Linked DNA regions of Homo sapiens: regions 1 and 3 are each linked to region 2. A link is a contact called in ENCODE Hi-C data. All regions are on one chromosome and are shown on one strand. The core of a region is the stretch at or near the end of the contact, and the rest is flanking DNA. Distances in the headings are between cores, read along the strand shown.

Evidence for each region. Hi-C counts contacts between places; a loop is a spot of excess contacts on that map. Pooled maps may share reads with other maps.
Region 1: a pooled map shows a loop between it and region 2 (3-fold over the local background). The contact joins two enhancer-like sites. A Hi-C loop is called at or near these places in 2 of 168 maps with a recorded cell type or tissue (CD4-positive, alpha-beta T cell and CD4-positive, alpha-beta memory T cell) and 7 of 50 pooled maps.
Region 3: a loop to region 2 is called in a pooled map, with 5 times the contacts of the local background. The contact joins the promoter of STYK1 here to the enhancer-like site in region 2. A Hi-C loop is called at or near these places in 8 of 50 pooled maps.

Annotation. Positions count from the first base shown.
Region 1 is chr12:10,556,849-10,560,974 of GRCh38, reverse strand. All of the region lies in intron 1 of LINC02446 (long intergenic non-protein coding RNA 2446), which reads right to left. Among named protein-coding and RNA genes, the nearest start is that of LINC02446, 5.5 kb to the right of the region's middle. Within about 2 kb of position 1,579, at least 3 of the 41 ENCODE cell types and tissues checked have a DNase peak (open chromatin) inside an H3K27ac peak, as active enhancers do.
Region 2 is chr12:9,812,158-9,816,071 of GRCh38, reverse strand. It overlaps a transcript of KLRF1 not described here. Among named protein-coding and RNA genes, the nearest start is that of KLRF1, 13 kb to the left of the region's middle. Within about 2 kb of position 1,776, at least 5 of the 41 ENCODE cell types and tissues checked have a DNase peak (open chromatin) inside an H3K27ac peak, as active enhancers do.
Region 3 is chr12:10,671,407-10,675,513 of GRCh38, reverse strand. STYK1 (serine/threonine/tyrosine kinase 1) reads left to right here and starts at 1,462. Exons shown (of 11, transcript NM_018423.3): 1 at 1,462-1,548.

The DNA.
Region 1 (4,126 bases), core at 330-2,829, 750 kb before region 2:
TCTTCCAATTTGAATTATTCTACAATATTTGGTTTATGTGACATACTGAACTTTGTACATATTTTTCATTGTATAATGATTTCCAACAGCAAATATGGCACATGAGTAAAAAATATTTGCATTGGTTACGGGTATTTCTCTGTTGGAAAAGATATTCTCTACCTGTGAGAAAAGGATTATTGGTGCTGTTATTAAGGTAGATTATGGTAGGAAATACTGTTAATAAAATATCTTGGTGGTTTGATTTTTCCAACATTTGAACTGTGAGGCTGAGATGATTTTTAATAATATGGGTTTCCACAAGATTCCCCCTCTTCTCTAGAACTCAGCATTTTAACACAGCAGAATTCATATGTGAAGAGGGAGAACATGTATAGGCAACTCTTTTTGGAGAGGAGGAGTTATCTTTGGAAAGCAGCCTTTTAAAGATGGTTTTCCTCAACACCATCTGTACTAAAATACAAAAATTAGCCACGCGTGGTGGCGTATGCCTTTAGGCCCAGCTACGCGGGAGGCTGAGGCAGGAGAATCACTTGAACCAGGGAGGTGGAGATTGCAGTGAGCCGAGATGGCACCACTGACTCCAGCCTGGGCGACAGAGTGAGACTTCATCTCAAAAAAAAAGAAAAAAAAAAAAAACCAACATTTGTGTGTCATATCCCTTGAATGTAAAAAACAAAGTGATTTGTATGGAAAAGGCTTTTTAAAAAAAAATTTGACAAACATTTTCTATAATTAATTACAGAAAAGTAGGGTGAGAATGATCACATAATTTATCCTCTCCTTCCTACCTATGTAAGTATAAGCGAGGATTAAAGTAGACTACATAAAATATAGATGTACATTTGTCAATTGAATGTCCTTTCGTGAGTCATCTAATGCCCCTAATTTTTCATCTCTAAAACACGGATATCATTTTGGAGAATTAGATGATATATGTCAAACAGCAACAATAACAACAACAAAAAAATCCTAACCCCCCAAAAACTGTATTTGACACATGTCTTTTCTATATATTGGTTTGATTCAGCTAGTAAACTATGGAATGTGAGTGACAGCACAAAGAATTAGCCAATGCTTATTTTTGAAGAGAGTCAATAATAATAAAAGGAATTATTAATTTTCTCACTTTCAATAAATCCAACAAAATACTTTTCAAAAACATGGAATCTAAGGTAAAGTATGACTATTAGAAATCGTAAAAAAAAAAATGAAGGAAAACTCCCAAAAAGACAAAAAAAAAAAAAAAAAAAAAAAAAAAACTACCAATCTGGGTCCAAACATTCTATTTTCAATCATCAGACTCTTTAGTACAATATCACATTATCATGTGAATGTTTCTTACGGTAAACCTATGGGGAGAATCCATACTCAAGCAGCCAAATTTAAAGCAAGCCAAGGATTTAAAGGTACATCTTAAATCCCTGTTATTTTAAGAATTAGCTTTTTGCCTTGTTCCTAGACCTTGGATGAAAGCGGGAGAAGAGAGGAGGTCTTGTCAGGGTCCCCCTGGGCCTCCTGGTACACAGTGAGCCCCTGTGCTTGAGGCTTCCTGTGTGGTTTTAGCTCACAGAGCCCAGCTAGCTCCAGCTGCAGCTCTTCCTCTGGTGGGCTACATGTTGTTAACCTCTCAGGAAGTATCTGGGTCTATTTTATGCTGTATTTTCATAGTGTCTTTGATAATGGATTTTCAGTTCTTATGAGGTTGGAGGATTGAGTTGGCATAGTGATCTAGAACTCACTTATGTGTCATTTAGTTATATATTTTATATACTATTTATTATTTACTATAATTATTTCCATTATTATTTACTATTAGATATTATTTATATATTATTTACTGTTGGTTTGAACATGCTTTGACAAGATGATATGACATTGACTGAGTTTTAACCAATGGATGACCAGTGAAAGTTGGCCGAAAAGGTGAGGTACTAGGAAGAACCTAGATGGGCATGAAAAATGCCAGTGTAAATCCACCAGGTGGAGGAGTAATTGGAATGAATCACTGAGAATGTGTTTAGAGCTATGTGTCTAGGCTATAAATTGACCCCATATAGGCATTGCGCCTGCTCTTGGTGTTATTACCATCGGGCAACAGGCAATGCTCTGTTAGGCTTGACCTGGAGATTATCATTTTCAGGTATCAAAAATTGGGAAGAGGAAAGAAACATAATGCATAATTCGGTCTAGTTTTTATTCTATAAATATATAAGGAAATCCTGCTATTTGTGACAACATGGATAAACTTAGAGGACACTATTCTAAGTGAAATAAGCCAGACGCCAAAACACAAATATTGCGTGATCTCACTTGTATGTGGAATCTAAAAAAGTTGAAGACACAGTAACAAAGGGTAGAGTGGTAGTTACCAGGGGTTGGGGGCTGGGGGAGAAGTTAGTCAAACTTTTAGTTAGAAGATGAGTAAGTTCTGGAGACCTAACGTACAGCATGGTGACTATAGTTAATAATAAGGTACTGTATACTTGACATTTGCTAAGAGCAGGTCTTAAGGGTTTTTAACCCCACACACACAAAATGGTGGCTAGGTGAGGTCATGGTTATGTTAACTTCATTGTGGTAATTGTTTCACAATGTATATGTATATCAAAACATCATGTACATTTTAAATATATACAATTTTTGTGAATCATGTCTCAAGCTGGAAAAAACCAGTGAGATGCTATATAAATGATTAAACATATTCCCATTTTGCATTTAGGTTAAGAAAGAATTTTATATTCAGGTATATCCTTACTTTTGAACTACAGCCAACCTCTGATCATTTAACTTTTTAGTTTCCCATTTTTATTTATCCCACCCAGGGTATTAATGGTAGGGATTCTTCACAGCTGTGACTCATTTGCTTCCAGCGCCAGCACCAGGGAATTTCAAACTTTATTTGGCATAAGAATCACCTGGAGAGCTTGTTAAGCTGCTGATTATTGGGTCCCATTTCAGAGTTTCTGATTCAGTGATTCTGGCGGAGAGCCCAAGAATTTGCATTTTTAACAGTTCCCAGGTGATGTTTCAGTTGCTGGTCCTGGAACCACACCTGGGGAACTTTTGCTCTAGTTTATTTTCAGTTATTTCTCACTGAAAGTACTAATGATGTAGACCAATACTCTTTGGTCAATCTGAAAATTCCTCCCTTGGACTTGCTTTCTCTGGCAGAAAAATACTCTGTTATTTCTTCAGACAAAGCCCCAATTGGCCTTTTCTTTCCAGAGCCTTATTTTCTGATTAAATGTTTTTTTCCCCTAATAGAATCTGTTTTCTTCCCTCATTAAGGTTCACCTCTTCTTGCTGTCTGTAGTGACAGACGGTCCCTGCTTTCCTGCCTCTTACGAGAATCCCACTTGTGAATGAAGAGTTCAGTTCAGCTTTATCTTGACCAGGTGCGAGACTGCCCCTTTGTGATTCTCAATCCCACACAGGGTGTCCAAGTTTCCTATCTTCTCCTCGGGGGAGCTTAAAAGTGTCCAGAACTGTTGAAGTGGCAAGTTGTCCACAGGTGACAGATAGTAGAAAATGCATGACCTTATTTCTGTCCCATCGTGTTCAAAGGTTCTCTTGTTAGTTAGCACCCACTACCACTTCATTTTGCACTCCGCTTTTCTGCCTTCCCCTTCCCAATGCCTGGGGGAAAGAAAACATCGGGTTCAACAAGTGAACTTTTACTTCAGACTCTTCATAGTATTTTCTTTGCAAATTATCGAAAAAGAGTGCCTGGCTAGGGCATGAAAGAGAGGGAGGGAAAAACCCTGAGAATAAGAAAACCACTGGGCTGTTATCCCTCTAACTCTGTCTCTCTAGATTTGGATATTAATTCATACATACATTTGTTCATTCATACCTTCATTCTTTCCACAAATATTTATTGAGCCCTGCATGCCTTTTGCTAACACTAACCACCACTTTTTAAGAGATCGATTTCCCTCTACATATACTATTTTCTAATTAAGTTCAAATGGTATACATTATATATTAAACATATATATGCATATTAAACATATATTTAAATGTGCACTAGTACAATTTATATGTAAGGAGTGTGTTTAGCGTGTATGTGTTTTAGATTTTACTTGTAATCTCCAATCAAAGATGATGTAGAATTGATCTATGA
Region 2 (3,914 bases), core at 527-3,026:
CCGAGGCGGGCAGATCACCTGAGATCAGGAGTTCGAGACCAGCCTGACCAACCTGGAGAAACCCCATCTCTACTAAAAATACAAAATCAGCTAGGCGTGGTGGCGTGTGCCTGTAATCCCAGCTATTCAGGAGGCTGAAGCAGGAGAATCACTTGAATCCAGGAGGCGGAGGTTTCAGTGAGCTGAGATCACGCCATTGCACTCCAGCCTGGGCAACAAGAGTGAAACTCCATCTCAAAAGAAGAAGAATAAGAAGAGGAATAAGAAGCAGCAGCAGCCGCAGCAGCCATACAGGCAGAAATTGGGTTGCTCTTACACATTGTGGTAAGGACTATGCCTGGAAGCCAGGAGATTTACAGGAGCGTATTTTAGCACCACTTTCCTCATAGTCTTGGTAAATACAATGCTAGGCCAACCCAAGAAACACACCAATAACTTGGATCCAATATAATGATAATCTAGGTCATTGCTTGATCCACACACTTTGTACAATTAGCTGGACAGAGTCAAAGAAAAGAAAGATGGAGTGCGTAGCAAGCTATACCTTGTCTCCTGCTACTCAAGTGGTATCTGCTGACAGAGAAATAGACCTCAACCACACAAAAAATCCACAGAAGTCCATCTGCGGCTCAGATAGAATCATCCTGGATATAGATAGCTCCTATCCCAGAGTCCTCTTGTCAAATCTTCTCTCAGAAGTTAGTGTAGAAATGATTAATCAAACCATAGCATGTTGAGACATTTCTGTTACTTCCACAAATAAATTTTGAATTCATTGAAATAACTGGCTTTTTACATTTAAGCTAGAAAGTAGTATATTAGAAAATAGGTAGGATTTGCCTTGTCAAGTTAATTTGAAGGTGCAATTTCTATAGTTCTTGTTATCATCATGATTTATAAGAAAAGTATTCTTGTTTCATTTTATTTCTTTTTTATATTCTTATTGGTACATAATATTTTCATGTATCTCTAAGGTACATGTCATATTTTGATACATGCATCGGTTGTGTAATTATCAAGTCAGGGTGTTTAGGATATCCATCACCTCAAGCATTTATTATTTCTTTGTGTTGGGAACACTTCAAATCTTCTCATAACTATTTTGAAATATAAAATACATCGTCGTTAACTATAGTCACTCTACTATTCTGTTGAACACTAGAACTTATTCCTTCTAATTGTATGTTTGCATACCTCCCCCCTCCCACACACACACACACACATCCTTCACAGCTGCTAGTAACTATCATTCTACTCTTTACCTCCATTACAATAACCTTTTATGGTGGCAGCAAAGGGTGGGCTGGGCGGGCAGCCCTCGGGCCCCCAAAGGAGTGCAGATGTCAGCGGTGGTGGAAAGGCGGTCCCCAGGCCACTGAATGATGCACTTGGGCACTTGTGGGCCGTACCAGGCTTTGCGGGTCCAACCTCAGGCCTCCTGATGGTGCACACAGGCTGTGGTAGGTGGGGCTTGCGAGCAGCCAGGCTGGGTCTTCAGTCAGGCCTCCTGATGGTGCAGGAGCATACGCGGAGCTACGGGTGGGACAGGGCCATGGATCCCCAGGCCCCTGGGCAGTGTGCTCAGGCACTGGGAGAGGCTTTGCTTGGTGGTGTGGTCCTACCCTCAGACAACCCAATCCCCTATGTTGTGCTCAGGGCTCAGGCTGTGGTTGGCAGAGTGGGCAATCCCCAGGCGCCTCCCAGCGGCGTGCTTGGGTGGTGGCAGTCCCGGCTGTGGAGATGGCAGTGGGTGGAGAAAGCCTGTCGGTGCGCAGCTGCTTTGCTATTGGGAGTCGGGGTGGCTGTCAGTGGCAGCGACCTCACTCAAGTGGCTGTCAGGCTCTGGGGAGCTTGCGTTTTGGCTCCCTTTGACTGGAGGCAGCCTCCCCAGTGCACTGCACTGCCGATTCCCCCGGGGTGTAGAACACCTTTGGGGCTAGAGTGCCAGGGACCCAGCCACACGGCTGGCACCAATCAGCCTTGTGCCACTACAGCCCTCCCGGTGTGTGGGGTGTTGTGGGGGAAGTGAAGGATGTCTGCGGGGCTCCAGGGATGTGGAGATGCGGAAGCTGTTGAGACCCGAGGCAGGATGAAGTCTTGTTGGGGCTGGGCTCCAAATAGCCTGGTCCAGGAGGTGTGTGGGACCTCGCCTGAGCTCCGTCCTGGAACAGTGCTGTTGCGCGGTGCAGGCTCCAGGCAGCTCCCCATCCTAGTCTCGGGGCCCCCAGGGCTCTCCCATGGCTACGACTGCAGGAGTCTGCGGTGGGAATGTGGACACACTTTCCCTGCACTAAGAAGTCTCTGGGCTCCCAGACAGTTTCAGCTGAGCTACCTGCCTCCCCTCTGTCTCTTTCCTGCCTCAGAGCTTTCCTGTCGCTTCTCTGCTTAATTCGAATGTGTTCTTTTAGATGCTGTATTCCAAGTCTGATTTTCTACTGGGTGTTTTGGTTCTTCTTTGTGGAGGAAAGTACTGAGGGCCTGTAGACAGCCATCCTGAAGCCTCTCTCGGGGGAAAAATGTTTTCTTCCTCCGTATCATGAAATGTGTGAAAAGAGTCGAAATTGCGACCTTGTAAATTTGTTATTCTATTTTTTAAAATTCCAGCTGGGCGTGGGGGCCTGCGCTTGTACTCCCAGCTACTGGGGAGGCTGAGGTGGGAGGATCACATGCACAGAAGTTAAAAGCTGCAGTGAGCCCTGATCATACCACCGCACTCCAGCCTGGCTACAGAAAGAGTCCCCGTCTCGAAAATAATTAATTAATTTTAAAATCCTACAAGGTTTTTAGGAAGGAATTTTTGGTTAGATTTATATGTCAGTTAAGACATAAAAGAACCAGCATGGCACATGTATACATATGTAACTAACCTGCACATTGTGCACATGTACCCTAAAACTTAAAGTATAATAATAATAAATTAATTAATTAAAAAAATAAAAAAATAAAAAGACATAAAAGAGGGAATGCCATGAGACTGGCAGCAGGTTTCCACAGTGCACTTTGCTGCAAGGATATTCCCCCAAGCCTGGAGGGCAACCCAATGGCTGACCACCCACTCTGTGATCGGCCCATCCCCCATGGAAGTTTTACCTCTTGATGATGAATGCTCTCATATCCTCCAAGTGTACAAGCATTTGAAATGCTTAAACAACACTACAAAATTAAATGAATAAGTAACTGATTTGACAAATACGGTCAAACTGCATTAAAAGAGAAAGCAACAACAATATTCTGTCTCAAAACTGCCCCTGCTTATTAGGAAGTCAGACTGATTTCTTCCCACATCATAGGCAATTCCCATAAGTTTTCCATTCTCTCTAAGGTAATAAATATTATCCTCTGTATTTCAGGTGATAAAATATACCCCAAGGAACATGAAACAGACTCCCTGTGGGTAAAATAACAGAAACAGACAAACAAATGAGAAACCAGAATCTGATAGATAGCAGGATGAGGGACTAGTCAGGTATCCCAGGGTTATTAATTGCCATAAGTTTTCCTTCCCATAATTAAACAGGAAGGAAATACTGAAAAGCATTGCCAAAACAACCATAGCTGGGAAATTTCCAAAATATCTTGACAGATTGCCTGATGCCAGCGGACAACCTTCTCCCCAGCCTTGCTGTCCTGCCATAAGTCAGACTGTCCTACCATAACTCAGATTGGAAAAAGAACCCAATCTTTTTTTTTTTTTTTTTTTTTTTCCTGAGACGGCGTCTCGCTCTGTCGCCCAGGCTGGAGTGCAGTGGTGCAATCTGGGCTCACTGCAAGCTCTGACTCCCGGATTCACACCATTCTCCTGCCTCAGCCTCCCGAGTAGCTGGGACTACAGGCGCCCGCCACCACGTCTGGCTAATTTTATGTATTTTTAGTAGAGACGGGGTTTCACCATGTTAGCCAGGATTGTCGTGATC
Region 3 (4,107 bases), core at 213-2,712, 860 kb before region 2:
CACTTTATCTGTCATGGAGGAGCATGCTTGGGGAGGTAGAGTAGAAAATTACATAATATGAAGTTCCAATCAGTTCATTTGGATTTGATGTATCACTTATGACATAAAGAATCTAAAGAACAACTAACTGATGAGATGTCTTCCTTTCCCCTTTTGAGGTAAAATTCACATAACATAAAATCAACCATTAGCCATTTAAAAATGAACAGTTCAGTGGCATTAAGTACAATTCATCCTGTTTTTAAAAAGCCCTGAAGGAAGTGAAAATGCCAATAGAGAAAGCTCTAGAGAACTGACATACCTCAATCTCTAAATATGCCACATTACATTGACTCAAGTTCTTTTTGCTCTAATGACTGTCAGTTTGTGTTTGGTATGCGTTCAATGCTGAATAAATTGGTCACATATTCAAGTTACCTATGACTCTTATTTCTTTAATTGAATTTGTATTAGGTGTTAATATCTAACAGAATTCCTTCAGCTATCTATTGTCTTAAGTATTTTCTATTATTTTAGTTTCCATGTGGACGGGTAACATAACTACCTTGTTCACTGTTTCCCCAGAGGAGAACCCAGGACATAATGGGATATATGTGTGTGTGTGTGTGTGTGTGTGTGTGTGCGCGCGCGCGCGCGCGCGGGCTCTAAATGAATGATCTATTACGTAATCTTGGGGTTTTAATTCTCATTAATTCCTTATAGGTTCCCCCACGTCTCCGCAGTGGTCAGTACTTTTTTTTTTCTTTTTTTTTTTTTTTTTTCTGAGACGGAGTCTTGCTCTGTCGCCCAAGCTGCAATGCAGTGGCACAATCTCGGCTCTATGCGATCTCTGCCTCCTGGGTTCAAGAGATTCTCCTGCTTCAGCCTCCTGAGTAGCTGGGATTATAGGCGCCCGCCATCACGCCTAATTTTTGTATTTTTAGTAGAGACGGGGTTTCGCCACGTTGGCCAGGCTGGTCTCGAACTGCTGACCTCAGGTGATCCACCCGCCTTGGCCTCTCAAAGTTCTGGGATTACAGGCGTAAGCCACCACTCCCGTCCCTTCAGTATTATCTTGTAACACCCCGGCAAAGCCTTCAGGTGGAGAATGTTCCTGGCGCGGAATAATCCACCTGAATGTGAATCCTGACCATTTTTAGGCGCCAATGGAGGCCGCTGCTACGGGGCCGGCCGTGAGGTGGCGCTGTTGCCCTGTATCGTGACTCCGTTTTCACCTGGACTGGAGTCACCGTGATACCTGACATCTAGCAATCACTAGAGTAGGAAATGAGTATAGATCAGCAACAAGTCCAGCCTTTACAGTTGCAGCAGAGGTTTCCTGTGGCTCGAGTGTGGCGAGTCCCGGAAACCTCGGAGCCCGCAGACTTCCCTTCGCGGGAGCCCGCCCGAACTCCATCCTTTGCCGGCAGCCACGCCCCGCAGTGGGAAGGAGGGACTGAAAAGCATTTCCTTGAGGCTGGCACACCTTGCCCTACCCAACCCTGTCATTATTTCCCCTCCGACTGGGCCGGTGCCATCGGAAACCGGAGTGACCAGAGGAGGGACACGGTAGTGAACGGGGTATGGGGGGCGGGCGCGGCGGGGAGGGTAAAGAAGGTGGGAAGGGAATGGCAGCGAGGCAGCTGGGGGAGGACTTTGCAGTTGGGGAGGGAGAAAAAGGGAAGAGGCTGGGAGCGGAACGGGTGTTTATGTGAACAAACAGAAATCACCAAGTGAATTAACCTGTGTTTCTTCGGAACCAGCATCTTGTGGGGTTTGGCTTCTGTGTTTCTATATGATAAGGGAGTAAACCTGACTCAGCAGATTTGGTGCAGAGAGAAACATGAGAAAACCCAGGAATGGGGGACCTCTGTTTATTCCTGGAGAGGGGGCCATCAGGAGAGGGGGAAGGGAAAGAATGAGGTTACAGGAATTACTTGTCAGAGGACTGCATAGCCTTTCAGACCATGGAATCGTTGCTTTCAGCTTCGGCTTCCTCATCTGCAAAGCATAAATACGGTAATTACTTTCCAGGGTTGTTGCGATATTTAAATGAGATATCAATAACCATGCTTTAAAAGTGTACAGCCTGATGTGCTATCCCTTGTTGACTGAATCTCTGTTTTCTTTCCTTCTTTTTATTTGGGGTGGGGAGTGGGGGAGGGAGTCTTGCTCTGTCACTCAGGCTGGAGTGCAATGGCGCGATCTCGGTTCACTGCAACCTCCGCCTCCCAGGTTCAAGCGATTCTCCTGCCTCAGCCTCCCAAGTAGCTGGGATTACAGGCTCCCACCACCACGGCCGGCTATTTATTTTTTTGTATTTTTAGTAGAGACGGGGTTTCACCATTTTAGCCTCTGTTTTCTTTTCAATGTCTTTTTTCCTCTTTCATTTTTCTCTATCAACCCTTCATCCCCCCTTTCTTTCTTTCATTTATGCGATTGTTGCTTCCTTCTGTAATGGGTCCTCTCCACATTGGAGTTTCTTATACCTATGAGACCACACTTCCTTCCCACTCGGTGGGAAGTAGTGGCAATAAAGGAGTCGAGTTACTGTAATGTGCAGCACAGCTCAACTGAAATACACCTGGAAACAGAACTCTGTGCTGTCTACCTGGTTTTTCCCCCTCAATGCACCGGAATCTCCACTGACAGCTAGCTAGGGGGCAGCTAGGTCTTTCAATGAGACATCATGAAGTATTTGCTTCAATGAAAATCATATACTTTTTCGTTCAGTGCCTCCATTACTGTGTGAGTTTGCTAGGGCTGCTGTAACAAGGTACCACAAACTGCATGGCTTTTGGCACCAGGCACCAGGGACTGATTTTGTGGAAGACAATTTTTTTCACAGATGCCGATGAGGTTGGCGGGAGATGGTTTCAGAATGAAACTGTTCCACCTTACGTCATCAGGCATTAGAGTCTCATAAGGAGTTCGCAACCTATATCCCTCACATGAGCAGTTCACAATAGGGTTCACGCTCCTATGACAATCTAATGCTAGTGGGCACGGTGGCTCACACCTGTAATCACACCACTTTAGGAGGAGTTGGTGGGTGGATCGCCCTGAGTTCAGGAGTTTGAGACCAGCCTGGGCAACTTGGCGAAACCCATCTCTACCAAAAATACAAGAGGAAGAAAAAGAAAGAAAATCTAATGTCGTGGCTTATCTGACAGGAGGAGGAGCTCAGGAGGCAATGACAGCGATGGGGAGTGGCTGTAAATGCAGATGAAGCTTTGCTGGCTCACCTGCCTCTGATTTCCTGCTGTGCACCCCGTACCTGTCGGCGCCCCGGGTGTTGGTGACCTCTGGCTTAAACAACGAAATGATTTTCTCACAGTTCAGTAGGCTGGCTATCCAAAACTAACATGTTATGAAGCCTGCATCTATTCCAGGCCTCTTTCTTTGGCTTGTAGATGGCTGTCTTGATGTTTATATGGTGTTCTCCCTGTATATATGTCTCTGAATTTCCCCTTTTTATAAGGACACTAGTCTTATTGGATTAGGGTCCATCCTAATTACCTCATTTTAATTGATTATCTCTGCACTATCATCTCCCAATAAAGTTACATTATGAGTTACTGGGGGTTAGAATGTCAGCATATTAATTTTGAGAGGGTGTACAGTTCAACCCTTTAACAACTAATGTCTTTAATTATGCACAAGTTAGTTGAGCATTGCATGTATTTCAGTTTTCTCTGGCAGAAACTATTTCCCACCTGTCCCAAACCCTCACAACCAGTCCCAACCAACATGTGCTCCGAAGATCTGCCAGGAGTTATGTGATTCTGCAGCTCTGTTTTCTTTTAACCTGAGTGTGTACATTTCCTGTTGCCACTGTAACAAATTACCACAATGGTGGTGGCTTTAAACAACATAAAGTTTTATCTTACAGTTCTGGGGGTCAGAAGTAAAAATGGATGGGCAGGTTTCCAAATGGATGGTTCTTTTTGGAGGCTCTAAGGGAGAATCAATTTCCTTGCCTCCTTCAGTCTCTAGAGGCTGCTACAGTCCTTGGCTCATGGACCCTTCCTCCATCTTCAAAGCCAGGAATGGCCGGTAAAGTGTTTCTCATGTCTTATGCTGACGCTCACTTTTGCCTTTCTCACACTTAAGGATTCTTGTAATTGC